Regions from separate parts of the Homo sapiens genome. Here region 2 is linked to region 1. Evidence: chromatin contacts called from ENCODE Hi-C or POLR2A ChIA-PET data. All regions are on one chromosome and are shown on one strand. The core of a region is the stretch at or near the end of the contact, and the rest is flanking DNA. Distances in the headings are between cores, read along the strand shown.

What was found. Hi-C counts contacts between places; a loop is a spot of excess contacts on that map. ChIA-PET counts read pairs that join two places held with the same protein, here RNA polymerase II (POLR2A). Pooled maps may share reads with other maps.
Region 2: a map of endothelial cell of umbilical vein shows a loop between it and region 1 (3-fold over the local background). The contact joins the enhancer-like site here to the promoter of NORAD in region 1. A Hi-C loop is called at or near these places in 1 of 168 maps with a recorded cell type or tissue (endothelial cell of umbilical vein) and 1 of 50 pooled maps. POLR2A ChIA-PET finds 5 or more read pairs at or near these places in 9 of 52 experiments (BJ, GM10248, H1 and 5 more).

The regions. Positions count from the first base shown.
Region 1 is chr20:36,049,520-36,052,223 of GRCh38, forward strand. It overlaps NORAD (non-coding RNA activated by DNA damage), which reads right to left and starts at 1,441. Exons shown (of 1, transcript NR_027451.1): 1 at 1-1,441. RefSeq lists enhancers at 438-1,637, 1,118-1,689 and a silencer at 1,177-1,386.
Region 2 is chr20:36,016,306-36,019,005 of GRCh38, forward strand. All of the region lies in intron 10 of CNBD2 (cyclic nucleotide binding domain containing 2), which reads left to right. Among named protein-coding and RNA genes, the nearest start is that of NORAD, 33 kb to the right of the region's middle. Within about 2 kb of position 1,391, at least 7 of the 41 ENCODE cell types and tissues checked have a DNase peak (open chromatin) inside an H3K27ac peak, as active enhancers do; they include endothelial cell of umbilical vein, where a contact is called at or near this core.

The sequences.
Region 1 (2,704 bases), core at 191-2,690:
CAGATAAGTAAAACAAAATGCACAGACATAATGATTCATCTTGCCTCGCTGTAAACAGGATGGCATAGAGCTCTCTGCACCTCCCCCTCCTCTCTCCTCCCCTGAACCACTGCACAAACACAATGAGTATTACTCAACAGGTGATTTGGCCATTCCCCCCCAAAAATATTTCCTATGAATTGTAACAAAAAGGTATTTACAAAATGTGATTTTGCTACCTCTAATTTTAACATATCAGGCACTTCAGAACATCTAAAAAGAAGAGACATTTCAAAAAAGCTTAGCATTGTCAACTATATACACAGTAGTGAGGAATAAAATGCACACAAAACAATGGATAGAATATGAAAATGTCTTCTAAATATGACCAGTCTAGCATAGAACCTTCTTCTCTTCCTTCTCAGGTCTTCCAGCTCCATGTCATCTAACCCACTTAACAAACGTGGACGTATCGCTTCCAGAGGCCGTCTTAACAACTCCATTTCCAAAAGTCATCTCCAGAAGACATGTATTTTCTATGATTTCTTTTAAACAAATGAGAATTTACAAGATGTGTAACTTTCTAACTCTATTTTATCATACGTCGGCAACCTCTTTCCATCTAGAAGGGCTAGATGTGACAAATGTTTTCTATTAAAAGGTTGGGGTGGAGTTGAGAGCAGCTTTTTCATATTATATACACAGGCCTTCCATAAACGGCCAGTAAATCTTCCCAGAGGGTGGTGGGCATTTCCAACGGGCCAAACGTGGCCTGTCATTCTACCATTTCTCTCTTCCGACAGCAAAGTCTGGTAGAATGAAGACCAACCGCCCGATGGCCGCTAACCGTTCCACCCGTCGTCGTTCGGGACTTCGCTCACCTTCCAGGCCCCTTAAGGCCTTTGTCCGTTGTCGTCAGGACTAGGTAGGTCTCGCCCAATGGCGACAGAGTGGTCACCCGGGAACCGGATCTGCGCGGCTCCGTGGCCTAAAGAGGCGGCCGAGCCTGCTTGCGTCCCTAGGCCGCCTTCCCGGGCCGTCCACGCCTTAATGGCCTCCGCCGCGCGGCGTTCGAGCTGCCGCCATACTTCCCGGCCCACCACGCCCAGCGCCGCCCAAAGGCGCTGCGTCCCGGCGGCTCTGCGGGGGTTTCGTCGAGGCTTGGGTCGGGAGACCCGGGTGCCGGCGGGGTCCGGGCTGGGAGACGCCACGGCCGCCATTAGTCACCGAGGTGGGGTGGGAAAGAGAGGTTCGCTGCGGCTTCAAGGTCTGGGCACAGCCAGTGGGCGGGCACAGCCAGTGGGCAGCCACAGCAGAGGCCTCCGTTATCTGCAGGGCAGAGGGCTCGGCCTGTCCCGGGGCCCCCCAGTTCACCCGCCGGCCCGGGGCCGGAGGGCCTGGAGGGCCCTGGAGGAGCGGGCTGCGTTCTGCGTCTCTCCGCGATCTCTGCCGGACCGGAACTGACTTGGCAGTTCTCTGCGCTGGCAAGAGAGGAGCGGTACCGGAAGTGCCCTTGCGCTGGGGGCCCGCGAGCCGTGGTTCCGGGTCTGCAATGTTCCGGCGTGGGGGTGGGGAATGGGGAATGGGGTGTGGTCACGTGGGGTTAGGGCCCCCTCCACCCCGCTTGCTCTTCGCAACGGAAATTGCTACTGGCCTCAGAATTCCCTGAGCAAACGTTGCTTCTCTATCTCCTTACTCCTCCGGTGCTGGATAAGAAGACTCCAATATTTCATTTATTGACTCATTTACCACCTGTTTACCGAGCACCTATGTGCCTCTAAGCACGGGGGAGTGCAGCAGTAAAGAAAAAAACACAGGAAAATTTCTGCTCTCCTAAAATTTACATTCTAGTAAGGGAAACAACAATAAACAAGATCCTTAAAATGCATAAAAGGGTAGATAGCGAAAGTGCTTTGGAAACATAAAAAGGAAAGAGGAATATGAAGTGCAGGTGCGGAATGCTTTATAGTACGGCCAGGTGACTCTGGAGCAGAGACCCGAAGGAGGCGAGGGGATGAGCCATGCTTGGAGATGTCTGTAGGGGAACAGCTTATGCACAGGCCACAAAGCCGAAGCATGTGGGCCAGGCCTGTTCCAGGAACAGCAAAGAGGCTGGGGAAGAGAGGAGAGAAATGGGACCATGGGAGGGAGTTGAACTGCAGTGCGGGAGAGCTGAAGTGGAGGCAGGGGCAGAAGCAGGGAGACCTGATAACTGACTGTTGCAATCAAGCAGGTGAGCTATGATAGGGACTTATGCCAGGGCGACGACAGCAAAGGGGGCAAAAAGTGGTTGAATTCAGGGGTTGACATAAGCTCAAGTCTATAAGATTTGCTGACGGACCAGATGTGAAGTGGGAGAGCGAGAACTGAAAGATGACTCCACACTTTTTGGCCTGAGCAAATGAAAAGGCAGCCGCCTTAAGTGAGATGGAAGAAACCATGGGAGGAGCAAGCTTTGGGGAGAACACCAGGAGCTGAGTTTTAGGCATGTTAAGTTTGAGATGTCTGTTTGACATTCAAGTGGAAATGTCAAGCAGACAGATGGATTTATGAGTCTGGCATTCAGGGAAAGGTTTGAACTGGAGATGAATCTTTGGGAGTCGTCAGCATATAGATGTCTTTAAAACCTTGAGGCTGCATGAGAGAACCAAGAGAGGGACAAGGTCTGAGGTCTGATCCCTGGGTAACGTTTACAGGTCAGGGAATGAGAAGGAACCAGCAAAGG
Region 2 (2,700 bases), core at 141-2,640, 33 kb before region 1:
AAAGGGCATTAGGTGAAACAGGAAATCTAAGCAACTCATTGACTTTAGCTAACAGTAATGTAGCAGTAGAGGTTCACTAATTGTAACAAAGACATACCAATGTAAGATGTGGGAAACTGGATGTGGGGTATATGGGGACTCTCTGTACTATCTTCTCAATTTTCCTGTAAATCTAAAACTGTTTTAGAAAATAAGACCACCAGGCCGGGCACAGTGGTTCATGCCTGTAATCCCAGCACTTTGGGAGGCTGAGGCAGGTGGATCACCTGAGGTTGGGAGTTTGAGACCAGCCTGGCCAACATGGTGAAACCCTGTCTCTACTAAAAATACAGAATTAGCCAGGTGTGGTGGCACACACCTGTAACCCCAGGTACTCGGGAAGCTGAGGCAGGAGAATCGCTTGAACCCAGGAGGTGGAGGTTGCAGTGAGCCAGGATTGCACCACTGCACTCCAGCCTGTGTGACAGAGTAAGACTCTGTCTCAAAAAAAAAAAAAAAAAGGAATCCAAGGCTGGGCATGGTGGCTCATACCTGCTGAAGCCCAGGAGTTCAAGACCAGCTTGGGCAACAAAGCGAAATCCTGTCTCTACAAAAAATTAAAAAGTTAGCTGGGCATGGTGACATTTGCCTATGATCCCAGCTACTTGGGAGGGTGGGGTGGGAGGATTGCTTGACCCTGTGAAGTCGAGGCTGCAGTGAGCCATGATTGTGTTACTGTACTTCAATCTGAACAATAGAATGAGAGCCTGTCTCAAAAAAAAAAAAAAAAAAATGCAGTTGTGGGAGCGAGGGCAGTATGGATGACCACGCTTGGCTATGAGCTGATCACTATGGAAGCTGGGTGGCAGGTGCCAGAGCTGAATGAGAGGAGGAGGAGCAGTGTGCGGGTGCAGAGGTAGGGCAGGAGAAGGGATTTCAGGAGGAGCAATGGGCCTTCGGCCTCCCTGTGCCTGCAGAGGGCTGTCTCCTGAAGCCTCATGTGTGGTTATTCAGCATCTGGGAAACTGTTCCCTCACCAAGCCCTCTCCTCTGTTCCTCTGTCACTATCTCCAAGGTTGTCCTTATGCCATTCTCCCCCTGTGTTATGGTGGACTGTGCATGCTCCTTCCCTCCACTCACACCAGCCTGTATGTCCTCAGGGCTGGGAAGGTCAGTCCAGTACTGTCTGGGAGGTCCAGTCCCTAGCACAGCCCTCTGTCAATGCTGATTATTTTTTAGCTCTTAGAAATTTCTTCCTTTTGTTTAGTAAAACATTGCCTCCTACAACTTTAAACTAGCTCCTCTCCTCTCCCTGCCCTGTTCCCCAAAACAGAAGAAATCCACTTCCTTAGCATGTGATGCCCTTAGGTATTTAAAGAATGCTGTTTTGTTTTTCATTCAACATTTATGTAGCCAGGCACAGTGCCAGTGTTCCGTTAATTATTTTCATATTCACGCAGAGTGGCCTCCATTCCTTCGGTCATTCTTCAAGGGGCGTAATTTCCAGCCTTCCAGCCTATTGCTCCTCCTGGAAAGCCCTTCTGCCTGCCCCACCTCTGCGCCCACACACCGCTCCTCCTGCCACTCAGCTCTGTCACCTGCCTCCCAGCCTCCATAGTGATCAGCTCACAGCCAAGCGTGGTCACCCACACTCCCCCTGCCCCCACTACTGGATTCATTGTTTTAGTGGTCTTATTTTTTAGAACAGTTTTTAGATTTACAGAAAAATTGAGAAGATAGTACAGAGAGTCCCCATATGCCCCACGCCCAGTTTCCCCTGTTATTAACATCTTACATTTATACGTCTTTGTTAGAGTTAGTGAAGGTGGTGTCTGCTTCACTTCAATTTATTAATGTTTCAGAGTAAGGTGCTCAGAGATGAACACAGGGCACTAAGGGACAGGGAGGCCTGGGCAGGATGGAGGCACGAGGATGGAAAAGGCCTTGCTCAGTTTGGTAGGCAGTGACAGGAGGGGAGGCTGTGTCAGGAACAGGAACAACAGGGTCTGTTTTGTCCAGGCCCTGCAATGCTGGAACAGGGAGTAAGGCCTTGATTTCCTAGAAGTCCTGGAAGGCTTTGGGTGGGGACTTAGCACAAGGACCTGGCTGCTGCTTCCCACATAGGGCCAGCACATAGAAAGCCTTCAACAAATATTTGTTAACATGACCCCTTTGAAGAAAATGTCTGCGGATGCCTTCGTGAGGTGCCTGTGGTAGGACTCTGAGCTCCCTGTGTTGAGGCCCTGGCTTCAGCTGTAGGAGAATGAGAGTGGTAACTGCTTGACTGAACCCGCCCCCTGGAAGGTGGGTCACATCGTCCTCACCCTTGGGAGTAGCAGTGTGGAGCTGGGTCAGCCCTGGGAGCAGCAGAGGGTGGGGCCTAGGGTGGAGGGACCCAGGTTTTGAGCCAGGAGATATAGGAAGTCCAACTTCTCCAAGGAACAGGCAGGCTGAGGCCTCTGAGGTGGTCAAGACTGGGCAGGCCAGAGCCATGGGCAGCGCAGAAGAGAGGTGGCAAGCAGCATTTCTTATTTTCATTCTGCTTCTAATAGTTAGCTGTGTGGCCACGGGCAAATCACTTTCCCTTTCTGAATCTATGTCATGGGAAAATGAGGAGATTCATCTGGGTGAGCTGCCACCTCTAAAGTTGTGTGGCTCCATTTGGGTCACTCATTCAGCAGATATTCCTTGAGCACCTACCATGCTCCAAGCATGGAACAA